3 separate regions of the Homo sapiens genome follow, and regions 1 and 3 are each linked to region 2. A link is a loop called in an ENCODE intact Hi-C map of the cell type or tissue named here. Cell type or tissue: chondrocyte. All regions are shown on one strand.

Region 1 (5,000 bases), 150 kb before region 2:
AACTTTTCACCTTCCCCTCACTCCTCTACTGACCAAATGACTCTTTTTCCTTTGTTGTCCACCTCTCTAAATAACATTAGCATCTATTCAGTTTCCAAAGTCAGAAATAAAGACATAATTCTAACTATTCACTTTCCTTTATTCTCAAATGGAAATAATTAGCAAATCGTGCCACTCTTATTCATAATTTTCTTTGCTGGGATGCTAGTCTCAGCTACGATGGCCTTTCACCTGAATACTACAGTACAACAGTTTCCTAACCCTAGTCTCATTAACTCTTGTCTTGCCTTCTCCAGTTAATTTTTATATCAGAGTTGCACTCCTTTTTAAAAATACAAATCTGGTCTTGCCATTTTTTTTTAAGAATTAATACTTTTTAATTGATTCTTGTTGTACTTAGAAAGAATTCAAGTATATCAGCATGGTTTGAAAGATTCTTCATTATCTAGGCCTTGATTACATTACTGGCTTTTATATCCTGCCCCCTCCTACTTATTCATACACATTCAATCCCTCTTAAATAACACAGACACACACAATTGGGAATTAGGCATTCCTTAATTCTTTCTGTCTAGGTTCAGTGTTTTTATGTTCCTGGACATCTTCTCTTATGTCACCTATCAGAGACAATCTTAGTTGCTTTTTCAATTGCCATATTCTCCCACTAGACTGTAAGCTATGGCTATCTTATTCACTGCTCCATTCAAGAACTAATCATAAAAACTGGGGCTCAGTACATTTTTAAAAAATAATGACTGAGTGGATCTATAATGCAAAATTAATTAGGGAATTGGACTTTTATTACTATTGCATACAAAATAACTTATAAAAATAACATTTTATCTCAAAGGCATTACATGCTTATTGTGGAGAATTTGGTAAATAAAATACAGATATAATGCTTAAAGTTATATTCCCTCATCACTATATCACATAACAATAACATTTTTGAAAATCCATCATCTACTTTATATTTACACAATTCAGAAAATTATATACTATTTTCTAAATTGCTTTCTGCACATCTTTATCATTACATTGAAAGTTATTTTATAATATATGTAAGTGTGATTTACCTTTTTTGTTTTATAGTCAATAATACTTATGTGTTTACTTCTTCTGATATAGACTTAGAAGTAATGAATAATTTCGTGAGACAGCCACTTTTCAAAAATGTCCAATATATTTCAATTTGTTTTAGATATTTTAAAAATAAAAAGAAGTTGACTCTTCTAAAATTTGTTTCTCCAAAAATAGCTTATTAACTGCTAAGAAATTTCCAGTTGAGAGAAGTAGGGATGCACTGTTGTATATGTAAAACACATTGGTCAATGATTTTTGTGGTGGCATATAAGTACTTGTGTACAGGTGATGTTATAAGATTTTCTCTAGCCTCATTGATTTTGTCCCCTAAGAGGTTGGCTCTAGCAGAGGAAATATCTTCAATCTCACATTTGGAGAAGGTAAAACAGGTGTCTGAAAAATCAACCAGGCTTAAATTTGGCATATATAAGGATCCTCTGGATAATTTGTCTATAATTCAGATTTCTCCACCCCATTCCCAGACATTCTAAACGAATAGGGTTGTGGTGGGGCCCAGGAATATTCATATTAGCAAGATATTGCTGTGATTCTGGTGGAAATACCCGGGCCACACTTTAAGAAACACTGACAAGGGATTTGTATTTAAACCACCTATGGACTTTTCATGAGTTCTTTACAGTTTTTAACTATGAAACAATAATATGTAATCCTCTTTTTTTAAAATAATACAAATCCGAGAGTAAAAAACATAAACTGTTCCTTCAAATGCATTATTTACCTTTAGAAACATTGTTTAATATGATGGTGTTTTTAATGTTTCTTTTACTTAAAAAGACATCAGTTTTTGAATATACACTGCTTTTTTACCCTGAGGCCTTCCTATAATGAAATCAGTTTTTCCACTGCAGAGCTACCATCTGAATTGGAGGCTCATGTAAAATAGAATGCGATTATGGCCATATTAAAAAATGCAGCTAGTGTCTGTATCTGTCATTTTAATCCCACTTGATAATTTACTACTAATAGGGAGTTTCAATTGAACTACATTTAGGTACATTTAAATATCATATTCATAAACTGATTCATGTAAAACATCTTTTTTAATACTATAATATCTAATTTGCTTAAACTCTGCTCTAACATTTTACTATAAAATCCATTATGAATTATAATTAGGGATTATTATGAGCATTTAGAATAGGGAAAAGTAATAAGGTAGAAAGCATATGTTTGAAAACAGAAGCTTCATTTCTGGTTTTACCACTCATATGACTTTACTAAATTCTTTCTCCTTCCAGGCCTCTTTATTATCATCAATTTACCAAACATTTATTGAGCACTTTCTTAGTTTCAAGAATAGTGGACTTAAAGATGAAACTACAAAGTCTCTGTGCATGCTCTGCCCTGACTTTATCTCAGTGTTTTCATGAAAGACAAATGAAAGAGCTCCGTGAACTGTAGATACACATCAATATAAACATTTTATTATTTGCTGAGATTGTATCGATTAAACATAAAAATCTGCCATTAAAAGTTTGTTTTATAAGCTTCCTAAAGATCGCATAATTAACAAATGTGTAGATAATTATTTTCTAAACTTTAAAAATTTGCCTATAATAAGAACTGGTCTACATATTGTTTGTCTCTATTAAGATGGGTGCTTAGAACTAATTTTTTCTTAAGTCCAAACTAGAATTATTTATCTTGGCAACGTATCTATTATGTCACTGCTAATAACTGCTTTCTTCTAGTTAAAATTTGCTACTAACTTCATTCAATAATACTCTGATTATTTTCCTCTAATACTTGTTATTCATTCCCTATAGGCTTCTCATCTTGAAATCAAAACAATTGAAGATGGTAAATGAATTGTAAAGCCTATTCAGATGTATTGCAGCATGCATGTGGGCATGTGTTCCCGTGTGTGTGTTAACACATCCATGCCTTTAAGTAGTAGCTTATACATGAGAATCTCATTTTCAAATATAAAAATGTAATTACGCATTTCCCTATACACATGACACTAGGCATCTATTACTTCTTGTCCCCCTTAACTAAAATTGCTCTCACCATATGCCCCTGATGATAAAATATCTTTAGGTAGTTCTGTTGACATATGTGACCATGTCTGAATTATGCTATTATAATTCTGACCCTAGCAATTTGGAGCAGATATGGCCACCCGTACAGTAGAATCTAATCTGTTCACTAATACATGAGGCTGCATGATTCCAAGACTGTGTGTTCAAAGAAAAATAATGGTGATCACCCAACCAATCTTTAGAATGCAAAATGGAGCTTAGAGTGAGATAGGGGAAAGTCATCAAATTGGTCATAAGAACAGAGTCAAAGCACAGATTTTAAAAAAATCAGAAAGAAGGAGAGAGAAGCTGAGTCACCAACATGTGATACTATGTTAGATATAAAGCCAACTCCTGTGCTTGAAGGAATTTCAAGAGGTTGTGCAAAAACTGTAATGAATCTTGACCTTCAACCTGAATGATTTTTCTTTTCTTTCTTTCTTTCTTTTTTTCTTTTTGTGGTAGGACTAATTACACTATATTTACCATATATCGTATATCATTACTATACTGTAATTACTTTTCTCAACAGGCCTAGTTGTTGAGCTTTTCTTGGGTTCTGTGAAGCCTCTACCCATGGCTGAAATATTTGTTTGTCATATTTCTACATATATCCCTGTACTATAACTTCCATTATTTGAGTTACCTGAAGTGCTTCATTGTTCCTTCAAACCGTAAGAGCACGGCTAACACAGATTCTTAGCTCTAGTAAGGAAAGAAATGTGGTCAAATCTTTTCTCAACTGGAAACTATTCCTCTTGTTTTTCAGATTCATGAAGAATCTCAAAGTAAAAATGCCTCATAAAATAAAGGATTTATAATTGTGTGAATTTTATTTATTCCAATTCAGCAGTGATGTTCCATTACCATTACTCATACTTTGGCAGTTTCATTTCTAATGATACTAAATGATCTCTAAATCTGGACTGGCTTGGATGACCTACCTATCTGTTTTAAGAAGGACATTTCAGTAGATGCATTATAACACATGTTTACACACATGCATGTGCCCACTCATTTATATTTTTGTCCAAAGACTAAACAGAAGCTTCTTTTCAGCAGTCTAACATGATTGGCTCAAGAGCAAAATAAACCTTAATTTGTGATTTATTATTCTATAATTGGTCAAGTAGTAGACACTATGGAACATCTCCTAGTCTCTCCCTCAAGACCTATTTATATGTATATATTCTAATACAGTTCCCCAGTAAGATTTCTTCATAAAATTCTCTATCTTTCTGTCACTTTACAGGGAGCTAAAGCTAATACAAAGAAAATTCAGGCCCTGCCATTTATAAGAATATAAACTAAAGGAATTTTCTTTCTTGAAATTAGGAAAGGGTGGTTTGGAAGAGCTTAAGAGTTTGAGGAAGCACCACCAAGAATTAGCTCATCTGGTTTATGGAAACTTATTATTTTCAATAGAATATTTGCAAGATGGAAGGGACATTGTTTTCAGAATATCCGAAATAGAGATTTAATTTGGACTTTCCCATATGAAGTTAGCTGGCGTTGCATGTAATAAAAAAGTGCCACATCTGGGGAGAATCTTCAGATTTAACTATTTAAAAGCCAGGACTGCATATAATTCTTACAGAAAACAGGATATGGATATTTTATGTATTTTTTTATTTTAAAAGCAGAAACATATCCCAGAGCAATGTCCATGATGTATTGCTAAGTGAGAAATACAAGTTGCATATATATGTGTAACATATTTTTTATATCTGGGAACAGTATCAGAATCCTCTAGGTACAAGTATATTTGTTTGCATATTTTTGTGGATAAGGAAGGACATACAACTGTTATTAGCATTAAATATAATAGGGTGGGACAGGTAGAGGGAGAGATTAGCATGATTGTGAATATAATGG
Region 2 (5,000 bases):
CCCAGAGTCGTGTGATTGGGTCTGACCCTCAGCCTGCTTGTCAGTTTCGCCCTGGGAGGGGGAGCTGGGAGCAGGGAGGGGAGTGGGCGGAGGAGGGGGCTGCCCGGAGCCACTCGTCCAGCCCACTGACGGCATGAAGCCTTTAGGGGCACACAGTACTCTCAGCTTGTTGGTGGAAGCCCCTCATCTGCCTTCATTCTGAAGGCAGGGCCCGGCAGAGGAAGGATCAGAGGGTCGCGGCCGGAGGGTCCCGGCCGGTGGGGCCAACTCAGAGGGAGAGGAAAGGGCTAGAGACACGAAGAACGCAAACCATCAAATTTAGAAGAAAAAGCCCTTTGACTTTTTCCCCCTCTCCCTCCCCAATGGCTGTGTAGCAAACATCCCTGGCGATACCTTGGAAAGGACGAAGTTGGTCTGCAGTCGCAATTTCGTGGGTTGAGTTCACAGTTGTGAGTGCGGGGCTCGGAGATGGAGCCGTGGTCCTCTAGGTGGAAAACGAAACGGTGGCTCTGGGATTTCACCGTAACAACCCTCGCATTGACCTTCCTCTTCCAAGCTAGAGAGGTCAGAGGAGGTAAGAAAAAATGGATTTGGGGAGGTGGGAGATTGCCGTCGGTCCTACTGCTTCTGCGCCCCTCCCCCCACTTTACCCTTCCTCCCCGCTCTTCAAGAAAAAAAAAAAAAAGCAATTCCCTTAAATACAATCCAGATTGTAGCTGCTACCAGGTTGGAATTGGAAACTGGAGAAAGAGATGAATGTAGGCGGGACAATAAAGGGAGACGAGGTAGGTAGCAGGAAAAAAAGATCTGTCAGGAGGAGAGCCTGCTGAAAATGCCCTTCACCACTTTCCAGCCTCTTTGAAAAGAGGAAAAATATTACCTTGAACACAAGGGCAGTTATACAAAGCTTTTGTTTGAGGCACAGTCTTTAGACTGCCCTTGGAACACATCTGGTTTCTTCAGATTCTAACTAATGGGAATATCTTTTTAAGGGTGAGCTGAGGAGAAAATATAAAGGGTATAAAATGAACCTTGATAAAGTTCTTTGTCTGCAACCAAGTGAGAAGCAGGCTGTTTTAGTTTTGGGGATATAAGAGAAACCAGGGGGGTGAATCTAGAAGATTAGGAACACTCTGTGTGTTTGGGGGGCGGGGGAGGGTCAATCTATTTTAAGTGGACAAAAATTGGCAGATTATTAGGAATAGGTTCAAGATAGGGAGAACACTTTCCCCTGAATTTCAGTGACTCCCCCCACCCCACCCCTCCGCTTCTTCTTGCAGGTTGGACGTGCAGTTCTCTTGGAGAATGATGAAAGTCGCCAAGCAAATGGGGTGGGGGCGGAGGACTAGGGATTGGGAGGGAAGGGGAGGGGGTGTGGGTAGGGTGGGAGGAGAGAGGTAAGGAACAGTTCCTACGTGGCACCACCAAATATTCAATGGCCAGACCTGCTCGGAAGTCTGCAACCCTGTCAGTACCCACGGAGGGAGAGCGACTTCACTCCTCCCCTCCGCCTTCTCCCTCCCTCTTTCCCCCGCCCTTTCCCGAAAAGGCATCTGGCTGGAGCGGTCCGTTAGGTGCCTTAGAATCGACTGGCAGGCGAAAGCCTTTGGAGGTCAGGGAGCCCAGACAGCTTAGAGTAGAAAGCAAGCTTTGTGAGGAGTGCAGAAAGAAGCTGGGGGATAGGAAGGAGGGTGACTGACGAGGTTGGGTCAAGGGAGATAAAAATGGTCAAGCCCAAATGCGTAGGCTTTAGCAGAAACTTGAGTGTGGCCCTGGGTCTAGATGCCAAGATCTGAGCTCTCCCTAATGAGAGTCAGCCCTCCCGGAGGCCGATCTCTGAGACCAGGTTATTCCTTCCACACGCTTAGTGGCTTTCAGCTTCCCGAGTAGCAGGCAGCGCTAGATTATTCCCTTGGGTGACTTTTCCTGCTAAATACAGTGAAAGTCCTATTAGGACTATATTTGAATTTTGAAAGGAGTTATTATGTTGATTAATTATGTTGATTCATTCATTTCCACATTTTCAAGGATAGATAAGAGTGTCTTTGAAAGTGAAATCCATCAAAAAGTTTGTATTTTACTTTTGGTACCTGGTCACCGGTTGGATTGGTCAATTCTGTCAGCAGTTCTGCCCTCTGCTGGTTTTGTTTATTATTTAGAATTCCTGCGTCTACCGTGGGACATGAGGCCTCTGTAAGTCCCTCTTAACTACAGTGGTACTGGAAAAGGACCTTTGATTAAGGAAAAATGGATATGCCATTTCTTTTTCAGCATGTCACACACGCATGTAAATGAGAATATTGTAATGGCAGCTATTTATTGAAAATTATAGGAACTGAGAATTTCTTCGGTGATGGATGAAATACAAGCTCCGAGAGACACTTTTGCATGGATTCAGGGATTATTTTACTGAAGCTATTTATTTTTATTTTCCACATTGAGCCTTTCTGTGGCGATATGTGAATATTTTTTAATATCAAATTTCTGTACTTTTCATGCATAAATTTTCTATTTTCAGTCTAGCAACATACCTGAAACACTTTTAAACAGCATCCCAGTACCACATCAAATAAATGGTGGGAAAACAACTTTCCCTATTTTTATGAAGCCAAGTAATGATAGAAATAGCAAAGTATAAGGATTAGATTTTGTTGGGTTTCTTCTTCATGAAATGCCCTGAAAGTTAAGTGGTAGTTTAGATATTTATATTTTAAGATTTTGTTATGTGTTTTATCAAGCTGTTTAGTGCTCATTTTTCCTGGGAGGCCACATATTAACATAAATCCACTTTTGTAGGCATTCTTATCCCTTAATTAACTTCAAAAAGGGAATAATAGTATATTAATGCTTAAAAAGAAAACATTGGCTACAAATCCTGAATCACCACACAAGGGAAAAATAAACCCAGTGTCCACTTCTGATAATAACCTTTAGATTTGTGGTTGAAGTAAGATTTTATACCAATTTCTAAATAAAGATATTATATCCCAGCATCATACTATGACATTGATTTCATTGAGGTACAGTGATAAGATTTGGATATTAAGCACAAAGATAATTTAAAACAGATACTACTTTTATATAAAATTAAAACATTAAAACCTTAAAACATCTGAGTTCAAAACAAAGTTAGACTCTAAAGAAAATAATATAGAGAAATTTCTTGGAAGTGAATGGATTAAAGAAAATTTATGACTTCATACCTAGTCATATTATTTTACTTTGAAAAATCAAACTATAACTTGGAAATATTTATTATACTCATTAAAAATCAATCCTTGCTGTGATTTAGAATAACAAGGTTAAGTGTGATTTTTATAAATATTTATTTACATTAACTTCAATTTTATGTTTCATATATATGTTTATTTTTAAAGTAAATGATGTATCTCAGCGATTTATTGATATTCTTTGGCAGTTAGTCCATTACTTACTATTCACAGGAGGTGGGGTTTACCTGGAATTCATAGTGACCACACTATGATTATCTTAAGATAGATGAGTTTATGTAAGGGTTTTAAGTAAGAGTTAGACTTAGCTATAATGAAGCACTAAAAAAAAAAAATCTAATTGAATCACTTTTTACTAATTAAAATTACATTTAACCTTTGGCAGTTAAGCCAATACTGTATCTTGTAAAAGGCTGATCAAACTGGGAACTTTGGAAGCTTGTCAGGAATCGATAGTGAGCCCTGAAGAAGTGTAGTTTTGAGTGCCCAGGATCAGCAGGTGAAATGGTCCTGGCTTCCAGAGTATGTGCTAGTCCAACAGTGCAAAGAGATCGAATTTGTCCATTTGGTTCCTTAATCAGAAATCAGAAACTCAGATATGCTTCTGATAAGAAATGCAGTGTTTGCTAAACTCATTAATATTATGTCTTTCCATTTGTTTTTTAAATTCAAAATTGATCAGGACTATAATAGAGAAAGAATATAGACTAAAGAGAAACACCTTTCTGCATGCTTTACACACATAGCTTCAGTTTAGGTGGCACAGATTCTTTTACCTAGTTGTCCATTAGTTTTGAAATTAAGTTTCTTAATATCTTAAAGTGACAATTTGCTTCATAATTAATACTTAACTGAGGGGATACTTTATAGAAGTTATTCTCTAAAAGGTATTTGTATAGTTTTAAACAAAGTTATGCAGTAGCAAAGTGAGAAATGTATTTGCATAACATAATTGGTAAAAAATTAATATTTTTTCGGTTTTTTATTTTCTTCAATTTGTGACTAAAATAGAACCACATGGTTGTTCATGTTAAGTTATCCTTAAAATACAGCAAAGCAAACATCTCTTTTCAAATTTATGGGTTGGCTTTCTAGCTAAGAAAATTGTATAAAGAGTCACCTTTCTTTTCTAAAAATTTGCTTTTTCCTAGGATAAATTCTCTTCACTCTGATTAATTTAGTGAGATGCTGGCTATTTCATGATAACAAGGATTTAAATCAAGTTTGGTTGAGAGTCTCTGTGTAATACAAGCTGAATTTTTAAAAGGTTAAAAAAAGGTGTTTATATAAGATTTTTAAAAGAGAATGCTAGCACTAGAAATTATAGAAATTGCTAATCAATCTTACCTTCTCAATAAATGAGGAAACTAAGACACAAAAAGTTGTCAGCTGAATACTCTTCCTCATAAAAAATATTCTTGTAATATTCAAGGTTTTTCTGAGTAGAGTGAAGATCTGTAATGGTGATCAAAAGAATTTTAAATAATAGAAGTCTGAGACAATGGAATGAGAGGAGAGAACTTAGTAGTGCAAGTTCTAATTAAAGTTTTATTTTGGATTGTCAAAACACCTGAAACTAATGTAAGTACCTTTTAGCTCAGGAAAAAATTGACATTTAATTTATGGGAAGTACTCACTCTCAATGGACTACCATGATATCTGTTGTGCAATCAACAACTATTACAAATTTAATTACCATATGTGAAATTACAAGGAAGTAAAAGAGAAAGAATTCGATATATTATCGCTATATTTATTTCCAGAAGTCTG
Region 3 (5,000 bases), 410 kb before region 2:
AGAAAAGTAAATCTTCATATTTATTTGGATAAATGTTACCATACTTTTTGATCCAGTAATTCTGCTTTTCAAATCTATCTTATAGAAATAAAAGCATCTACATACAGATGCTGAAAGGTTGAATTAGCTGGACCTAATGGGGCTACCAAAAGAAAATCAGAAAACAAAACAAACTATTTTACAATTTCAACATGCTTTATTGGATCTCCCTTCTCTGCAGTCACCCTTAGCATTCCTATTTATTTTGATTTTAAAAACAATCTATTATTTATAATTAAGATTCACTTTCAGTTCAGTTTTTAATACTAATCTCACTTCTAAATATACACCCTTCTCTAAGCTCAGGGAACCTATGGTGGGGAAGGTGACGTAGTCTTTTCTTTCATTTTCTTCATCTCTTTTTCTTTCTGCTTTAGAATCCACTGGGAAAAGTAGTTCTCTCTTTGCTGTTGATGTCCTATCAAGGCAGGCAACCAAATATATGGGTCACCTTAGTTGTCCTTTTGAGGGCCCTGCAGCATTTATGCCATATAGTCTCATGATATCAGTAATATACTTGCTGGTTGACCTCTTACGATTCTTCTTCAGTTCCTGCCTCTAACCCCTCTGAGTCATTCACCCCAACAGATAAACCTCTTGGGTATGGCCCTATACACATAGAGTCCAGCTACCACCTACAGTGATTTGCTGGTCTAGATGTCAATTATTTTCCAGGAAATCTCAAACTTCTTAGGACTAACTTACAAGTGGCCTGAACAAAATGACAATTTTTCCCTCACTTAACTCTCTAAGTACCTCTGATCTCCCCCTTATTCAGTCACAAGAGAGGGATGCTCCTGACTCATATCAAAACCAAGGTATTAAAATTAAACTTTAATAAAATATACTAAAAGCTATAGTGGTGTAAAAGTATGAAATGATTTCTTTTGTCAATTAACTCCAGTGACAGCATTGAAAAACTTTGTTCTGTAAAAATTACAAACTGTCAGAAATTTTGCTTTTTGAAATTATGTTAGTGAGACAGGAACACCCCACTATTGCCTGAAGAGCTAAGCTATGTGGGTACTTTGACACAGAGAAGCAGCCTCAATTTTCCACCCAGGTGCAAAGCTTCAGATAATGTTTTTCAGATACAAGATTCCACAGTCATCTTAACTTTGTAGATTTCAAGGAAACAGAACCCTATACCCACTTCTTAGTCCAGGCTTTATGCTAATACAGCCAGGCTATTCTTTCAGCCTATCAAAGAACTGTTCATTTAAATTTTATTTAAACCCCACCTTACTCTTAAATGAATCAGAATGCTGGCTCTTCCTTCATCTGTTTTGGCAAAATGCCCCATCAATTGTGTAGTCTTTTTTTACTGCTGCAAAATGATAAACTTACCTTTGTCAGACCATAGATGTGTCATAGTCTGGTGGTCTTTGAGCAATTTATTAGTCATGCCTGAATAACATTTTCTGTGCCCAACACTCTCAAAGGTATTAAAAAGACATATATCACAGTAGATGAAAACCAGTATGTAACTGAGTTGTTATAGGGCTGAAAGCTGCTTAAGAAAGTAGAGAAAAGAAATAAAATAAAGCAGAGCCTAATTTTTATCTCCGGAATCCTTTAAGTCCCTCCATTTAGTTGACTCTTTATGTTTCACCCTTACATTCACCTTATGCTACATGGAAGCTAAACTATACTTTCTTAAAGACACCCACATATTTTTGTCTTTCTATACTCAAATATGCTGCATAGGCCACACCCCTAATGATTTTCTTGATTCTCATCTAAATGTGACCTTTCATTTGATTTTCAGAAAACTCTTTGGCTTGTTATGACACATACAATTTCCCTTTTATTATAATTATTGGAAAATGTGATTTGGTTGACTTTTAGATTTCATCATATGTCTTCATCATTTTCTCTTACCTGGAATGTTCCAATAGCCTCTTGATTAGTTTCCTCGCTTCTATTCTAGGCACTCTACAGTGTATTTTCCTCACACTAACTCATGTGATTTTTAAAAACATAAATTACATCAGATTACTTTCCTGTTTGCAACCTTTTATTGGCTTCCCATCACAGTTGGAATAAGACCTACAGTCTTTCTCTTGTCATATAAAGCCCTTCTTGGTACTTCTATCATCTTATGTCCTACTTCTCTGCTTCATGAGCACCCCCCATTAGTCATTCTTGCAGCAGTGGGAGTGGGGGTATAAAATAAAAAACCGAATCTTTTCAAATGTCCTTTATCTCTCTAACATTCCTCTTCCAGATGCTCATATCCCTCATGTTTACTCAGTTTTTATTCAGATGTGCTTTCCTCAGAGAGGACTTTCATGCCATCTCTGGAAATAGCATTTCTCCTCACCTAACCAACACTAATAACTTAACCTTGCCTTATTAATTTCTTGTAAAATAACAGCCCCAAAATATATACTAATGTGTGTGTGTGTGTGCACGTGCATTTGTTTGTTAGAAGCTCTATGAGGTAAGAGTTTTTGTCATGTTTGCTACTTTGTTCACCTGCCAAAAGTAGTACCTGGCACGTTATAGGTATGCAATAAGTAGTTGTTGAATGAGTGAATAAACAGATGAATAAATGAATGAATGAAAGTTTTCCAATCATGTATTTACCTTGCTTGTGTTTGCCACACTATTACACTTTTAGTTTTATATTCAGAAGTGGCTAAATCATAGACTTGAGAGGCAAAATATCTGAGATTTATATACCTGCTCTGTTATGTGACCTAGGAGAAGTTACTTAATCTGTCTTTTTCAATGTTCAAATATATAATAGAGATAATGATATGTATATCTCATAGGCTTATGAGTATTACATTAATTAATGTGGCACAGAGTGCTGTAGAAGTTGTTATATTTGTTATTTTAACATTTAATTGGTGATTATTTGAATAATATCTGTCTTCTTCGTTCAACTTTTGGGAGCCATATTAATTTTTATCCATCACTTTATCTTCAAGCCACAGTTTGTAATGTGTACTCTATAAATATTCTTTGAACTTTTTTATAAAAAGCTGGTTTCAGTTTTGAGATCATGCATGCATGTATGTTTGAGTGCACTGGGCCTATTTTCATATTCTGTAATTACCAGTCATTGTCACTAGATGGCAAGTTTGTCCCAGCCAAGGCAAAATGTTTTAAGACCAGAAACTGAAGAGTAGCCCTAAATAGGGGAAAATGTCATGTATGTGTTTTTGTAGACTGGTAGGATGATAAACATTTACTTATCAATAATAATTTTCCATATTTTATTCTTTTTTTCATTTCATTAGGTACTCTACCTTCCTGGGGAGCTCTTTTGTATAGTGATGCATTTTAGCATTACTGTCATGCCATTGACCCTTTGTTAGTATATTCACACGTTTCTATTTAAAAAGCAATGTTTAAAAAGGTCTCTTAATGTATTCTTTATCAACAGATGTTTCCCAAGTCTTTCAAAATCATACCTTTTACCTGCTGGTTCCAAATATGTTTTGATTTTGTCTAAGACATAAGCTACCCTTTTTGAGCAAGAACTTTGTCTTTTTTTCTGATTACTAGCCACCCTATATCAATGTGAAGTATATGTCCCTTTTGATTATTTTAAACTCTCAATGTACCATCTTGGAAAAAGAAACTGTTAGGCTCAATGCTATTGTACCTGTCCAGCTTCACCTATGTTTAGCAAAATTATCAAAAGGCTCCTGGTGTAAAGGAACAAAAAAGAGTGTTAAGGAACCTACAAATTAGATAATCAATCTGTAAATGATCATCTTATTGAATTATTACAATTATCTTCATAAATATAAATTTCTTAGAATTGGTTAAATGTATATATATGCTTTGGCAAGTTAAATTTACCAAAATACATTAAAATTGTGGGCATGTAAACAAATATAAATAATAGTACCTTTAATATGGTGCTGATTGTTTTTAGTACAGCAATATTTAGAAAGAATCATTATTTTCTTTTAGGAAGTTAGCTACTGAATAAAATAGACCTAAAAATTAACTATTTTTTGATATCCTTTTTTTCTGTGCCTTGATGCGTCATATTATAGGTTAAAAGAAAGAAATGTGGTTACTTTTCTTACAACTGCTAAAATACTTTTTCCCTCTTTTCCTCTTGTCTTAGTCCATTTGGACTGGTATAACAAAATACCATGAACTAGTAGCTAATAAACAACAGAAATTTATTTCTCACAGTTCTGGAGCCTTAGAAGTCCAAGATTGAGGCACAAGCAGACTCAGTGTCTGCTGAGTTCCACCATTTCCTGATTCAAAGATGATGCCTTCTCACTATGTCATCACATGGTAGGAGGGTCAAGGCAGCTCTCTAGGGCCTCTTTCATAAGACCATTAATCCACTCATGACTTAATCACCACACCAAAGGCCACATCTCCCAATATTATCTATCACCTTGGGAGGTAAGATTTCAACATAAGAATTTTGGGCAGAATACAAACATTCATACTTTAGTATGTCTTCTTATTATGAAAAATGACTATCTTGGCTGTGCGGGCCCTTTTTTTGGTTCCATATGAAATTTAAGTGGTTTTTTTTCTAATTCTGTGAAGAAAGTCAATGGTAGCTTGATGGGAATAGCATTGAATCTATAAATTACTTTGGGCAGTATGGCCATTTTCACTATATTGACTCTTCCTATCCAGGAACATGGAATTATTTTCCATTTGTTTGTGTCCTCTCTTATTTCCTTGAGCAGTGGTTTGTATTTCTCCTTGAACAGGTCCTTCATGTCCCTTGTAAGTTGTATTCCCAGGTATTGTATTCTCTTTGTAGTAATTAGGAATGGGTGTTCACTCATGATTTGGCCCTCTGCTTGTCTATTATTGTTGTATAGGAATGCTTGTGATTTTTTCACATTGATTTTGTATCCTGAGACTTTGCTGAAGTTGCTTATCAGCTTAAGGAGGTTTTAGGCTGAGTTTTTTTTTTTTTTTTTTTTTTTTTTTTTGACAGAATCTTGCTCTGTTGCCCAGGCTGG

Evidence for each region. A loop is a pair of places that touch in the nucleus more often than their neighbours do. Peaks named below come from ENCODE experiments on the same cell type or tissue, not always from the same donor. Only the 100,000 strongest peaks of a DNase experiment are listed, where the experiment ranks them.
Region 1: a loop joins it to region 2, with 2.7 times the contacts of the local background. A loop is called at or near these places in 3 of 110 quality-filtered maps.
Region 3: it touches region 2 in a loop (6-fold over the local background); 60 of 110 quality-filtered maps call a loop at or near these places.

Annotation. Positions count from the first base shown.
Region 1 is chr1:103,255,128-103,260,127 of GRCh38, reverse strand. No RefSeq gene overlaps it. Among named protein-coding and RNA genes, the nearest start is that of COL11A1, 150 kb to the right of the region's middle. In chondrocyte, no CTCF peak of the experiment used is centred here; no DNase peak of the experiment used is centred here.
Region 2 is chr1:103,103,647-103,108,646 of GRCh38, reverse strand. It overlaps COL11A1 (collagen type XI alpha 1 chain), which reads left to right and starts at 125. Exons shown (of 67, transcript NM_001854.4): 1 at 125-574. The coding sequence starts at 469. In chondrocyte, CTCF peaks have their summits at 599, 1,903 and 2,131 (motif pointing left); a DNase peak (open chromatin) is centred at 1,516.
Region 3 is chr1:103,513,240-103,518,239 of GRCh38, reverse strand. The region is part of intron 1 of RNPC3-DT (RNPC3 divergent transcript); the gene reads left to right. Among named protein-coding and RNA genes, the nearest start is that of RNPC3-DT, 9.8 kb to the left of the region's middle. In chondrocyte, a CTCF peak has its summit at 3,122; no DNase peak of the experiment used is centred here.